3 separate regions of the Homo sapiens genome follow, and regions 1 and 2 are each linked to region 3. A link is a contact called in ENCODE Hi-C or POLR2A ChIA-PET data. All regions are on one chromosome and are shown on one strand. Each heading gives the region's core, a stretch centred on a gene start or an enhancer-like site at or near the end of the contact. The rest is flanking DNA. Distances are from core to core; before and after follow the strand shown. Region 1 holds the start of FANCE (FA complementation group E). Region 2 overlaps FKBP5 (FKBP prolyl isomerase 5). Region 3 holds the start of SRPK1 (SRSF protein kinase 1).

Evidence for each region. A loop is a pair of places that touch in the nucleus more often than their neighbours do. ChIA-PET counts read pairs that join two places held with the same protein, here RNA polymerase II (POLR2A). Pooled maps may share reads with other maps.
Region 1: a pooled map shows a loop between it and region 3 (6-fold over the local background). The contact joins the promoter of FANCE here to the promoter of SRPK1 in region 3. A Hi-C loop is called at or near these places in 1 of 37 single-sample maps with no recorded cell type and 7 of 50 pooled maps. POLR2A ChIA-PET finds 5 or more read pairs at or near these places in 2 of 52 experiments (MCF 10A and activated T-cell).
Region 2: a loop to region 3 is called in a pooled map, with 2.8 times the contacts of the local background. The contact joins the enhancer-like site here to the promoter of SRPK1 in region 3. A Hi-C loop is called at or near these places in 2 of 50 pooled maps. POLR2A ChIA-PET finds 5 or more read pairs at or near these places in 2 of 52 experiments (MCF 10A and activated naive CD4-positive, alpha-beta T cell).

What each region holds. Positions count from the first base shown.
Region 1 is chr6:35,450,901-35,455,204 of GRCh38, forward strand. FANCE (FA complementation group E) reads left to right here and starts at 1,438. Exons shown (of 10, transcript NM_021922.3): 1 at 1,438-1,893. The coding sequence starts at 1,646. RefSeq lists a silencer at 1,089-1,988.
Region 2 is chr6:35,603,909-35,608,017 of GRCh38, forward strand. The region is part of intron 5 of FKBP5 (FKBP prolyl isomerase 5); the gene reads right to left. It also overlaps the pseudogene RPL36P9. Among named protein-coding and RNA genes, the nearest start is that of MIR5690, 59 kb to the right of the region's middle. Within about 2 kb of position 2,388, at least 8 of the 41 ENCODE cell types and tissues checked have a DNase peak (open chromatin) inside an H3K27ac peak, as active enhancers do.
Region 3 is chr6:35,919,560-35,923,626 of GRCh38, forward strand. It overlaps SRPK1 (SRSF protein kinase 1), which reads right to left and starts at 1,539. Exons shown (of 16, transcript NM_003137.5): 1 at 1,485-1,539; 2 at 909-969. The coding sequence starts at 1,497. RefSeq lists silencers at 1,202-1,791, 1,822-1,881.

The DNA.
Region 1 (4,304 bases), core at 188-2,687, 470 kb before region 3:
GCCTGCTATTCATCAGGTCCCACTCCTCTAACAGCTTGTCATTCGAAGACCCAAAACATCCCCTGTAAAGTTAGAGCTGCTTACCTGAAACAGAAGGTGTCTGGAAGAAACTTCTTTCTTGCTATTTTGGCATTTGCAAAGCAGCCATTATCTAAGAAATATCACTAGTCTTTCCCGACATCTCCCTTGAAATCATTTTGGCTCAAATGGAGATCAGATCAAGCTCAAGATACTCCCATGGCTTTCCATACTATTCAGAGTGAAAGCCCAACTCCTTTCTGTGACCTCAGGCCTCTTAAGATCTGACCTGGTTCCCACTCTGATCTCAACTCCTATTACTATCCAGCAAGTGCCCTCCGTTCCAGCCATGCTTTTGCCCCAGAGCCCCCCCGCCCTCCACAGGGAGGACTGAAATGGTCTTCTCACAGACTTCTATCTGGCTTGCCAACCTCATCTTCACATTCATCTTGCCTGACCACCCTATTTAAAAGCACTTCGTGCTGTGTGTCGGTGTTATGTTCTTTTTGAACACATCACAAACATTGTTTAATTAGCTTTCCGTCTCTCCCCAGTTGTGTGACAATGAGGGCCAGGATCTTTGTTTTGTTCCCAGTATCCCCAGTCCCTAGGTGCTCAGTAAACATTTCCTGAATGAAGGGCTGTGTGTGGCAGCAGAGCTGGGACAGGAAATACAAGCTAGCCCCCAAAGCAAGGTTTAGGAGGCACTGTGGGGCTCTTCTCGCTTATTTCCTACGCTTTGCAGTGATCCCACCCTTGGCTGGAAGCCAAGTTCTCCAGCGGACTTCCTTAAACTGAACCCTAGGAAGTGGAGCCACACCTGGCCCCCTATAAACGACCCAGAGCAAGGTTACTGCTTGGTCTTTGGGAGGAAGTTCAGAAGAAAGTCTTTGGCCGTATTAATAGTGTTAGGTTTTACTGTGACCATGTCATTCTCAGGGATGTTTGTATATCAAATACTATTTCTGGAGAGGACTGAAACCCAAATGATAGCACTTTTGGCCTGTGGAAGAGATGAAGCTAAGTGGGGTGGTAAATTGTGGTCAAATTCTATGGTGAAGTCCATGACAAGCAACATGCCGTCAGCGTAAATACAGCGCGGGTCCTCTAGCACAACAGAACCCCTGACATCCACTCCATTCCACTACTTTGGGGAGTGATGAAGAAAGGGAGAGGGTTGGGGTCGTCAGCGGCGGATCCACCCCTCCATCAACCCCCGCCCCCGCCCCGCTCCAGGCTCCCTGGCCCGACACCGCCCACAAACTAACCACTTGTTTTGTCCACGCCCCCTCCCATGGGCACGCCCCAGGCCTTGGCCCCGCCCACCTACTCCGGCTGGACTTGTGCCCGGCCCTGCCCCTTGCGACCGGCCCTCGCGCCGGCCTCACGTTCAGGCTCCGCCCCCGGCCGCGCCTCCCTCCTTCCCTTTCCGACAGCGCGGGAACGGCTGCGGCTTCGGGCGGCCGGGTTTCTCCGGTCTCCCAACGCCGAGGAGAGCTTGTAACAGGCGCTGGAGCTGGCCCGCCACCGCCGCGTCAGGGACGGCGCTGGAGTCCTCCGTTCCCCTCAGCCTCTGAGCTGAGGCCCCACACCAGAGTAGGGGGCGGCGCGGCACCCGTGCCCCGGCATGGCGACACCGGACGCGGGGCTCCCTGGGGCTGAGGGCGTGGAGCCGGCGCCCTGGGCGCAGCTGGAGGCCCCCGCCCGCCTCCTGCTGCAGGCGCTGCAGGCGGGGCCTGAGGGGGCGCGGCGCGGCCTGGGGGTGCTCCGGGCGCTGGGCAGCCGCGGCTGGGAGCCCTTCGACTGGGGTCGCTTGCTCGAGGCCCTGTGCCGGGAGGAGCCGGTCGTGCAGGGGCCTGACGGCCGTCTGGAGCTGTAAGTCCTCGCCCGCGGCCCCTTAGCAGGTATGGGAGGCGGGGGGCTGTCGGGGGAACGACACACACAGAGGTGAAATAAGCCCCTTCAGCGACGGCCTGCCGCGCACCCTATGAGCAGGGGCACCCTTCACTGAGCACTTGCTGTGTGCGGGACATCGAGGATCCGGGAACTCGAGGCACACGCCTTCTGTTCGCTGTAAGGTATAGTGATGATAAGTGGAGGCAAATCACTTTTGATCGCGTACTTCCATCTCTAAAAAACTGGACTCGTACGTCCAGTGTAAGTATACTTATGTATAAAGTGTACACATGTGTTAAAATACGTACATTTTAAAGTACAAAAATAGATACTTAAAACGTGATGGTGGAATACGTATCCGCTATCCTGGTGGCTGTATGCTCTGCTTTTCAAAGCATAACGTTCACTTTAAGGCAAGATTGCTTTCTCTAAGAATGGTAACTGTGAATCCATATTTTAGTGTTCTTGATAATTTCTGGCTCTTGGATGACATTGAACTTTTTTTTTAACCTCTCTGTGGCTGACGAAGGATTCCTACTAGGAGCAGAGGTGTCGGCCCTGCCATTTTATTTGGTTGTGTTTCTGTTATTGATATTATCTCCAATTTTTTGGCAGGCATTCTTTTAAGCCACGTGCTTATTTGTGAGGACAACTTTTGCTTAAAAAAAAAAGAGTACAGTATCTACAGATGCACTTAACTAGCAAAGTTAACTAAAACACACAGAAAAATGAGTGGGTGAGGTGCCATGTTCAGCTCCTAGTGGGGCCAGCCTTCCACTCCTCTTGGATACCCCTCCCCCATAATTTATGCTGGAAACCATCCAGATGCTAAATATTTCTAATGCTTAATTTCTTATGTTTTAGATAAATAGGGGAAAATGGGAGTTCCAATATTTTCTTCCTACACTCCACTTTGAATTTCTTTCAGGAGATGGGTCAGGAGAACTTGTCTGAATCCCCAAATTGGAAGCTATAGAAATGTTTGCCCAGCTATCTGGCTTATTCTGGATAGAGTAAGGAGAGGGCAGGGCCTTAACCTGGGGCCCCTGGATAGAAGAGTATTTCAGCACAATTGATTTCCTTTATAATCCTAGATATTTTATCAAATGCATTTAACACTCATTCTGATCACAGGTCTCTGGCACTAAAACAGGTTAAAATTTCCTGGAGTAGGGTCTTCCCTATCTCTCTACCCCCAAATATCCTCCCCACCACAAATTAGCCATCTTTTAAACTTAGGTTTTTTTTGTTTGTTTTGTTTTTTTTTTTGACGGAATCTTGCTCTGTTGCCCAAGCTGGAGTGCAGTGGCGCAATCTTGGCTCACTGCAACCTCCACCTCCAGAAGAAGCAATTCTTCTGCCCCAGCCTCCTGAGTAGCTGGGACTACAGGCGCGTGCCAACACGCCCAGCTAATTTTTGTATTTTTAGCAGAGATAGAGTTTCACCATATTGGCTGGGCTGGTCTGGAACTCCTGATCCACCCACCTCGTGATCCACCTACCTTGGCCTCCCAAAGTGCTGAGATTACAGGCATGAGCCACTGCGCCCAGCCCATCTTTTAAACTTTGACTCTAGTTTTTCTCTCTCACATAGTGTCTATATTCCACAAAGAAATAGTTGTCTTTTTTTTTCTGCCTCACATCCCAAGTGCCTCTGTGTTGACAAACGGCCCTGCAAAATTATGCATAGGGAGGAGTAGAGACGTGAGGGGTGGTGGGCTAGATGCTGCCATGACTTGCCACACCACGCCTCAGGTCACGTAGGATCTGGGTTTGTGCCTCAGCAGAATTACAGATGGTTACATTGCATCATGGGCCTCTGGAGCTCTGGGGAATAGTGTTGAATCTATTTTAAGAAAAGCTGGGTGCTTGCAGGACAGAGCATTGGTTCTGCTTAAACTCCTGGGGCTCCAAAACAAAAGATCCTCATCCCCCGTCTTTCCCCTTTGGCTCTGTGCATACTGTTTGGAATCTGTAAAGTGATTCCTTCTGTTTCAAGTTTCATCTCTGGGAAGCCTTCTGTGTCCACAGCAGCTCTTGCTGATCTCAGCACACTTAGAGAGTTAATTCATTCAATAAATGCGCAACAAGTGCCTGCTCTGGGCTGGCGCTGTGCTGAGTCCTAGGACACAGAGGAAGGAAACACTACCTTCACCTTTTAGGAACTCACAATTTGGTGAAAGGAACACAAGAGCTGGACAGATGACTGACCCCGAGAGTTCCAGGGGATTGCCGAGGGCAGCCATAGGGCTGCAAGACTAAGCACTGCACAGCATCCTGGAGTATTATTTTTACCTAAAATTTGGGAAAGAACTTTTTTCTTCTTTTGTGTAAAACAAGCATGAATCTATTATAGAGTAGGTTCCAATATGAATTTTGAGCTGAAACAG
Region 2 (4,109 bases), core at 1,138-3,637, 310 kb before region 3:
TTGGCCAGGCTGGTCTTGAACTCCCGACCTCAAGTGATCCTCCAGCCTTGGCCTCCCAGAGTGCTGGGATTACAGGTGTGAGCCACCGTGCCCGGCCTCTTTATTGTTTTTGTTTTGAGTTGGGGGTCTCACTTTGTTGCCCAGCCTGGAGTGCAGTGGTGTGATCATGGCTCACTGCAGCCTCACACTCCTGGACTCAAGCTACTCTCCTTCCTCAGCCTCCCTAGTAGCTGGGACTACAGGCACACACCACCACGCCTGGCTATTTTGTTGTTGTTGTTGTTAAGAATGGGGTCTCACCATGTTGCCAGGCTGGTCTTGTACTCCTGGCCTCAAGCAACCCTCCCACCTTGGCTTCCCGAAGTGTTGGGATTACAAGCGTGAGCCACCATGGCTGGCCAGAAAGACTTATTTTCTACTATGATTTTATTCTACCTGAAGACTTGAAGATAACTTTTTGGAAGAAAGAAATTATATAAATCCAAAATATTTGAAAGAATAAACACTGGCCACTTTAGACCAAGTACCATATTACATTATTTTGTGAAAACATATAATAAAATGGTTTCAAGAATTTGCTCCTATTCCTAGACTTATATCCCAGGACATTCATAAATACTTCAAAAGCATATGAAAAACAAAAATGTAAAGTCTCACAGCTCCATCAGATCTCAATATGGGCAGACGTAATCTTTCCTCTATTTTCAATTTTTGGTACCTTTTTGATTTTAGTGTTTCATTTATAAAGAACACATAGCTAGATACTGTTGTTGTTCTCACTTTATGAGACCTTTTGCCTTTAATAGGTGACTTTATCCCATTCATATTTTTTGTAATCACTGATATGAGTGGTTTTATTCTTGTCTTTGGTTTTCTACACAGTGTTTTCTTTTTTTTTTTGAGATGGAGTCTCGCTCTGTTGCCCAGGCTGGAGTGCAGTGGTGTGATCTCGGCTCACTACAACCTCCACCTCCCGGGTTCACGCCATTCTCCTGCCTCCCAAGTAGCTGGGACTACAGGCGCCCGCCACCATGCCCAGCTAATTTTTTGTATTTTTAGTAGAGATGGGGTTTCACCATGTTAGCCAGGATGGTCTCGATTCCTGACCTCGTGATCCACGTGCCTCGGCCTCCCAAAGTGCTGGGATTACAGGCGTGAGCCACCGTGCCCGGCCCGTGTTTTCTTATTTTTTAAAACAATTTTTGCTCAATTGATGAAGTTTTCCTTGTTCCTCTATTTCCCCACTCCACATGGGGTGATTTGGAAATTCTACATGCTATTCTTACTAGTACTTTCCATTAAAGTCTGAACAAATCATTTAAAGATATATATATATACCTCTTTATCAATGTTCAGAATCAATCAGCATAAAGCATTCAATAAAATCCAACATCCCTTCATTATAAAAAACCCTCAATAAACTAAGCATCAAAGGAACATACTTCAAAATAATAAGAGCCACCTATGACAATATCTTTTTTTTTTTTTTTTTTTTTTTTTTTTTTGAGACAAGGTCTTATTCCATTGCCCAGGCTGGAGTGCAGTGGTGCAACCATAACTCACCGAAGCCTGTATCACCCAGGCTCAAGTGATCCTCCTGCATCAGCCTCCCAAGTAAGCTGGGACTACAGGTGCATGCCACTATGTGTGGCTAATTTTTTTTATTTTTAGTAGAGACAAGGTTTCACTATGCTGCCCAGGCTGGTCTTGAACTCCTAGGCTCATGCAATCCTCCTGCCTCGGCCTTCCAAAGTCTTGGGATTACAGGTGTGAACCACTGCACCCAGCCGTCAATATCATACTGAACGGGCAAAAGTTGGAAGCATTCCGCCTAAGAACTGGAAAAAAACAGGGTGTCCACTCTTAACAACTCCTATTCAGCATGGTACTGAGCCACAGCAATCAGTATGCGGCAAGTCCTAGCCTGAGCAATCAGGCAAGAGAAAGAAATAAAAGGCATCCAAATAGGAAACCAGACGTCTACCTCTCACCATATACAAAAACAAACTCAAGATGGATTAAAGGCTTAAATGTAAGGCCTGAAACTATATAAATCCTAGAAGAAAAGCTAGAAAATACTCTTCTGGACATTGCCTAGGCAAATAATTTATGATTAAGTCCCCAAAATCAAATGCAACAAAAAGAAAAACTGACAGTTGGGACCTAATTAAAGAGCTTCAGCACAGCAAAATAAGCTATCAACGAAGCAGATGGACAAACTACAGAATGGGAGAAAACATTTGCAAATTATGCATCTGACAAAGGACTAATATCCAGAAAAGAACTTAAACAAATCAACAAGAAAAAAGCAAATAGCCCCATTAAAAAGTAGGCAAAGGACACGAAGAAGCAGCCAACGAACATGAAAAAATGCCGAACATCACTAATCATCAGAGAAATGCAAATCAAAACCACAATGAGATACCATCTCACAACTGAGTCAGAATGACTATTAATAAAAAGTCAAGGCCGGGCGCTGTGACTCATGCCTTTAATCCCAGCACTTTGGGAGGCCGAGGCAGGCAGATCATGAGGTCAGGAGATCGAGACCATCCTGTCTAACACGGTGAAACCCCGTCTCCACTAAAAATATTTTAAAAAATTAGCCGGGCGTGGTGGTGGGCGCCTGTAGTCCCAGCTACTCGGGAGGCTGAGGCAGGAGAATGGCGTGAACCTGGGAGGCGGGAGTTGCAGTGAGCCAAGATCGCGCCACTGCACTCCAGCCTGGGCAACAGAATGAGACTCCGTCTCAAAAAAAAAAAAAAAAAAAAAAAAAAAAAAAAAAAAAGTCAAAAAAGAACAGATGTTGGCAAGGTTGTGGAGAAAAGGGAATGCTTAAACAGTGTTGATGAGAATGGAAATTAGTTCAGCTCCTGTGGAAAGCAGTTTTGGAAATTTCTCGAAGAACTAAAAATCAAAGTACCATTTGACCCAGCAATCCCATTACTGGGTATACAACCAAAGGAAAATAAATCGTTCTATCAGAAAGATAGCTGGCATTTACACTGACATGTTTACTGCAGCATTGTTTGTGTGTTTGTTTGTTTTTTGAGACAGAGTCTCACTCTGTTGCCCAGGCTGGACTGCAGTGGCAGAATCTCAGCTGACTACAACCTCCACCTCCCAGGTTCAAGCAATTCTGCCTCAGCCTCCCAAGTAGCTGGGACTACAGGCGCCCACCACCACACCCAGCTAATTTTTGTATTTTTAGTAGAGGCAGGGTTTCACCATGTTGGCCAGGCTGGTCTTGAACTCCTGACCTCAAATGATCCACCCACCTCAGCCTCCCAAAGTGCTAGGATTACAGGCATGTGCCACCACGCCCAGCCTGTTTTGTTTTGAGACAGGGTCTCGCTTTGTTGCCCAGGTTAGACTGCAGTGGTATAAATGTGACTCAAATGATCCTCCCACTACAGCCTCCTGAGTAGCCGGCACTACAGGCATGCACCACCATGCTTGGCCTTTTTTTTTTTTCTGTAGAAATGGGGTCTTACTATGTTGCCCAGTTTGGTCTTAAACTCCTGGGCTCAAGTGACCATCCCACCTTGGCCTCCCAAAGTGCTGGGATTACAGGCATGAGCCACACACAGCACTTACTCTTAAGCACAGTTATATTCTTAATAGCAAAGACACGGAGTCAACCTAGGTGTCCATCAATGGTGGATTGGATAAAAATGTGGGCTTCCTTCTGCCACGGCCACCATTGGAGAGCAGCGGCCATGGCTCTGTGCTGCCCTATGGCCATGGGCCTCAACAAGGGCCACAAGGTGACCGAGAACATGAGGACGCCCAGGCACAGCCGCTGCTGCAGGCACCTGACCAAATATACCAAGTTCGTGCCGGACATGATCTGAGAGCTGTGTGGCTTCACCCCATACGAGCGGTGCACCATGGAGTTACTGAAGGTCTCCAAGGACAAATGGGCCCTCAAGTTCATCAAGACAAGGGTGGGGATGCACCAAGAGGAAGCAGGAGGAGCTGAGCAATGTCCTGGCCACCATGACAAAAGCCGCTGCCAAGGACTGAGCACTCTGCCCTGCCCTCTCTCCGAAATAAAGAATAGCTTGACAGACTTGAAATAAAAAAAAAAAAAGAAAATGTGGTACATA
Region 3 (4,067 bases), core at 289-2,788:
TACAAAGTGTGTAAGAGCTGATTTCCAAGATCCTTTGCAATTAAACGTTAGTACATGATGAAAGTTCTTAAGGCTTAGCCTCACTTGCTGCTAAGCCTGCTACCTGAGTTTCTACTAGGCTGTGACCAACTTTTGAACTTGCCACGATAGCACTAAACTACTGTTATGCATCCTACTGATAAAACTGGACATGTGGCGCTTAATACGCCAAACCAGAATCATCAATGTTTGTTAAAGAACTCTCCCGTTACTATTGTGATGTCCACTCCGGAAGATTATCTGCATCTGGTTGAGGTTTAGACAGAAGAGAAGCAGTTAACAGACACCGACTGTATACACAGCGGTCTGCCGGCACACTGCAAAAAAGCCGATACGCCTTACAGGCTCAGGAAGTTGACTAACCCAGGGAAAAGCCCCATGCCCTCCTCTATGAAAGGGAGTGTGTGGTTGGTAGAACCCAAAGTAAACACGGAAAAATTCATTCAAGAATTTCCTTAAGGCCTACCGTGAAGACGTCGGAGGCAAGTTAAGACGTTGGGGAGCAGGTAAGAGAGACCAGAGTTCAGAAACAGACCGATAATGATCTACCAGCTCCGGTGGGGAGGTCCAAGCTAGGGGAGTTTGTGCCTCCTCTGTGGAGTTGGGGAGGAAAGGTACCGGGCGGGCTCTGGTCCTCCTCCGACAGCCCTTTCCAGCAGGCCCGGGGCTGCTAAGACCCAGGCCTGGCGTTGAGCAACAGCAGCTCTCTTCCACATGGTTGCTGGAGAGCGACCCTCCGAGCTGCCCCGAGGCCATGTGGCTGCAGCCACAGGGTGCCCAAACCCGGTGCACGTTCAAGACGTGAAACCAGAGCAGAGAAGGTGCCGGAGGAAAATCCAAAGAATGGGATGTTGGGGTACAAGACTCACTTCCTTTGGGCTTTGTCCTTCTTGGCCTTGGTCCTTTTCTTTCGGGCCTGGAGCGCAAGCACTGCAGGAGAGAGGGATGGATGAAGGGCGAATGTGGAGGAAAGGAGGCGACCAAGGTGAGGGTGGAGACCCAGCAGGGGCGCCAGGCCCGGCTGCGGGGCCTGCCTCGGGGGCGGCTGCGGGCTCCGGCGAGGCGGCCGGCCGTGGGGCTGGCGGCCCACGGGGCGCAGAGCAGCGCCCGGGCGGGATGCGCCGGAGGGGTCTCAGGCCGGGTCAGGGGGCGGGCGGGTGGGGGTCTGCGTCGCCCGCCAAGGGCCGGGCCCTGGAGTGGCCCCAAGGCGCGAGCCGGCCTGGCGGGGAACAAGGGGCGGCTACGGCCGGCGCCAGAGGACGCCCGGACTGAGGGGCGCGGACCCGCAGCCCAGAGGCAGGGGGTGTGGGGCGGCGCCACCTCAGTGGAGGGGCGCCGCACGTCCGGGAACCGAACCGCGGCAGTTAAGCGAAGCTCCCGGCGCTGACCCGGGCCTCGCCCCGGCGACCATTGCCCCTCGTGGCGGAGGCCGCTCCACCGCTCACCTTTCCGCTCCATGGTGAGACCGGTAATCGCCAGGCGCCTGCGCACTCGAGTGGCGGCGACTCCCGCTCCCGCCGCGGCCCAAAACCGAGCCCGCTCACACTCCGCCCTCAGTCCCGCCCCACCCCCGCCCCACGATGCCGCGCGCTTGCGCGTTGGGCGCGGAGCCTACCACCTGCTCCCGAGGAGGGGGCGGCAAGGAGAGGGAGGGGGCGCAGCGGGGAGGAACGCCGGGGTGAACGTTGAAGGAGTGTTAGAGATCCAAGCTTGGAAACCTGGCAAGGTTAGTTTTGTTCTATTTGTTTAGAAAAGGCGCAGAGAGCGGCAGGGCTCTCTGCATGCTGCTGAGTCAGAGCTTCGGAGGCAACTGGGATCTGCCTCAGTTTCCTGGCCTGTAAAATGGATTAATCAGGCATGTCCCAGTTTCTCCTTCCCTGAGCTATTGTGAGCCCAGTTGAGATACTATTTAAAGAAAATGGAAAAAAATTACATGTGAGAAAGAAAAGGGAGTGGGAGCAACACAAAAAGACTGGAAGGAAAGAACCTGTGACCCTATTATCACTTGAAAAGTAAAAACTTCAAAAGTGAATTTTCTCTTGAAATTTCAAGTTTAAGTGAAAGCTGTAAAGGAAAGAAGGGGAAATGAGAATAAAAACGTTTAATGTTTTCTTATTCTACCACCTTCAATACATGATAAAGCTGTCTTGTTTATAAGTTTTTTTTGTTTTTATTTTCTAAGTGCATTATCTCATTTGATGTTTATGGCAACTTAAAGGCAAAATAGTTATTACTTCCATTACACAAAGACACTAAACTTAAGAGGGCCTGCCTATATGTTCAGAATCTTGGTGTACGACCCAGTTATTTAATCATGAAGCCCTTATTGTATAGCAGGCTCAGCAAAGTTTTTCTTTGGGCCGTACAGTAAATATTTAGGCTTTGTGGACCATAAGATCTCTTTCTCAGCTACTCAACTCTGCCATTGGAGCTCAAAAGCAGTCATAGAAAATATGGGCTGTGTTCCTATAAAGATTTATGTATGGACACTGAAATTTGAATTTCATATAATTTTCACGTCATAAAATGTTCTTCTATTGATTTAAACATGGTCTTTGTTAGGTTTTGAAGGGAAGGTGAGGGTTAAAGAAAGACAGAGAGAGCAGTCTTGCTCTGCTGCCTAGGCCGGAGTACAGTGGCATGATCTCGGCTCACTGCAGCCTGGACATCCAGGGCTCAAGTGATCCTCCCACCTCAGCCTCCCAAGGTGCTGGAATTACAGGTGTGAGCCACTGAGCCAGGCCCTTTTGATCTTTTTTCAACCGTTTCAACGGTTATTCTTATTTCAGATCTTAGTTTACCAACCCATGTTGTAAAGTACCGCAGCTGGACAGAGTGGAAGCTCTGAAGACCTTTGCTCTGAACAAGTAATTGAGAAGGGAAGATGAGAGGGCAATAGTACAGCACAAGTCAAGCATGGGGGCTTTGGCAGAACTTATTGAGCAAAGTAAGTAATTAAGCCCATCCAGAGAAGGCAGTTTTTGAGCTGGGTATTAGGAAATATGTAAGATTTCTATAGGTGGAGAAGGAGATGTCAGGCATTCCTGAATGAGAAAATACATTGAGCAAAAAGGCACAGACGTGGACACCTGTAGGTGGGGGCTAGGATTGGGGCTGGTAACAACTGAAGGGATGAAATGGAAGGTGAGGCTGGAAAGGCAGGTTAGCCAAATTTGAAATTTAGATAATTGATATATGTTGCATGGAACCTGAATGATAGCATGTCTGAGTATATTGCAAAAGAAGACAGTACCTGTTGGCCAAGGAAGGATGCAGCCCAGTCTATTCCCTGCTGTAAAGTTGAAAACAAAAGGAAGGTTAGGACAGACAGGGAAGCCCTAGACTCTGAGGGTTGTGTGAGTTCAGGATAACCGCGTGTGGTTTAGAAAAGACAGGGAGAGAGCTGATAGCTAGGAAAAATCCCAGAATTGGGAAAGTACTGCCCACCCCAAAGTAAACTGTTTGAGTGTAGAGACCCTGCTTAGGTTTTCCTTGATGTAAACTCAGTGCCTACACAGTGTTAGGCACTTAGTAGGTGCTCATATATTTGTCTAATAAAAGAATAAATGGGCCAGGCACAGTGGCTTATGCCTGTAATCCCAGCACTTTGGGAGGCCGAGGCGGGCAGATCACAAGGTTAAGAGATCGAGACCATCCTGGCCAACATGGTGAAACCTCATCTCTACTAAAAATACAAAAGTAGCCGGGCATGGTGGCACATGCCTGTAATCCCAGCTACTTGGGAGGCTGAGGCAGGAGAATCGCTTGAACCCGGGAGGCGGAGGTTGCAGTGAGCCGAGATTGCACCACTGCACTCCAGCCTGGGCAACAAGAGCAAAACTCCGTCTCAAAAGAAAAAAAAAAGAATAAATGATCTGCAGTTTATGAGAAATGTCAGGATGAAAGAGAGAGAAAACACTGAGAGGGACAATATTAGAGCTGTATTAAATCTGAATTGGTTATTGCAGACCCATCAAAAAGGAAATATGTTCAGCTTGGCATGATACAGTCGTACCTATCCTGACTCT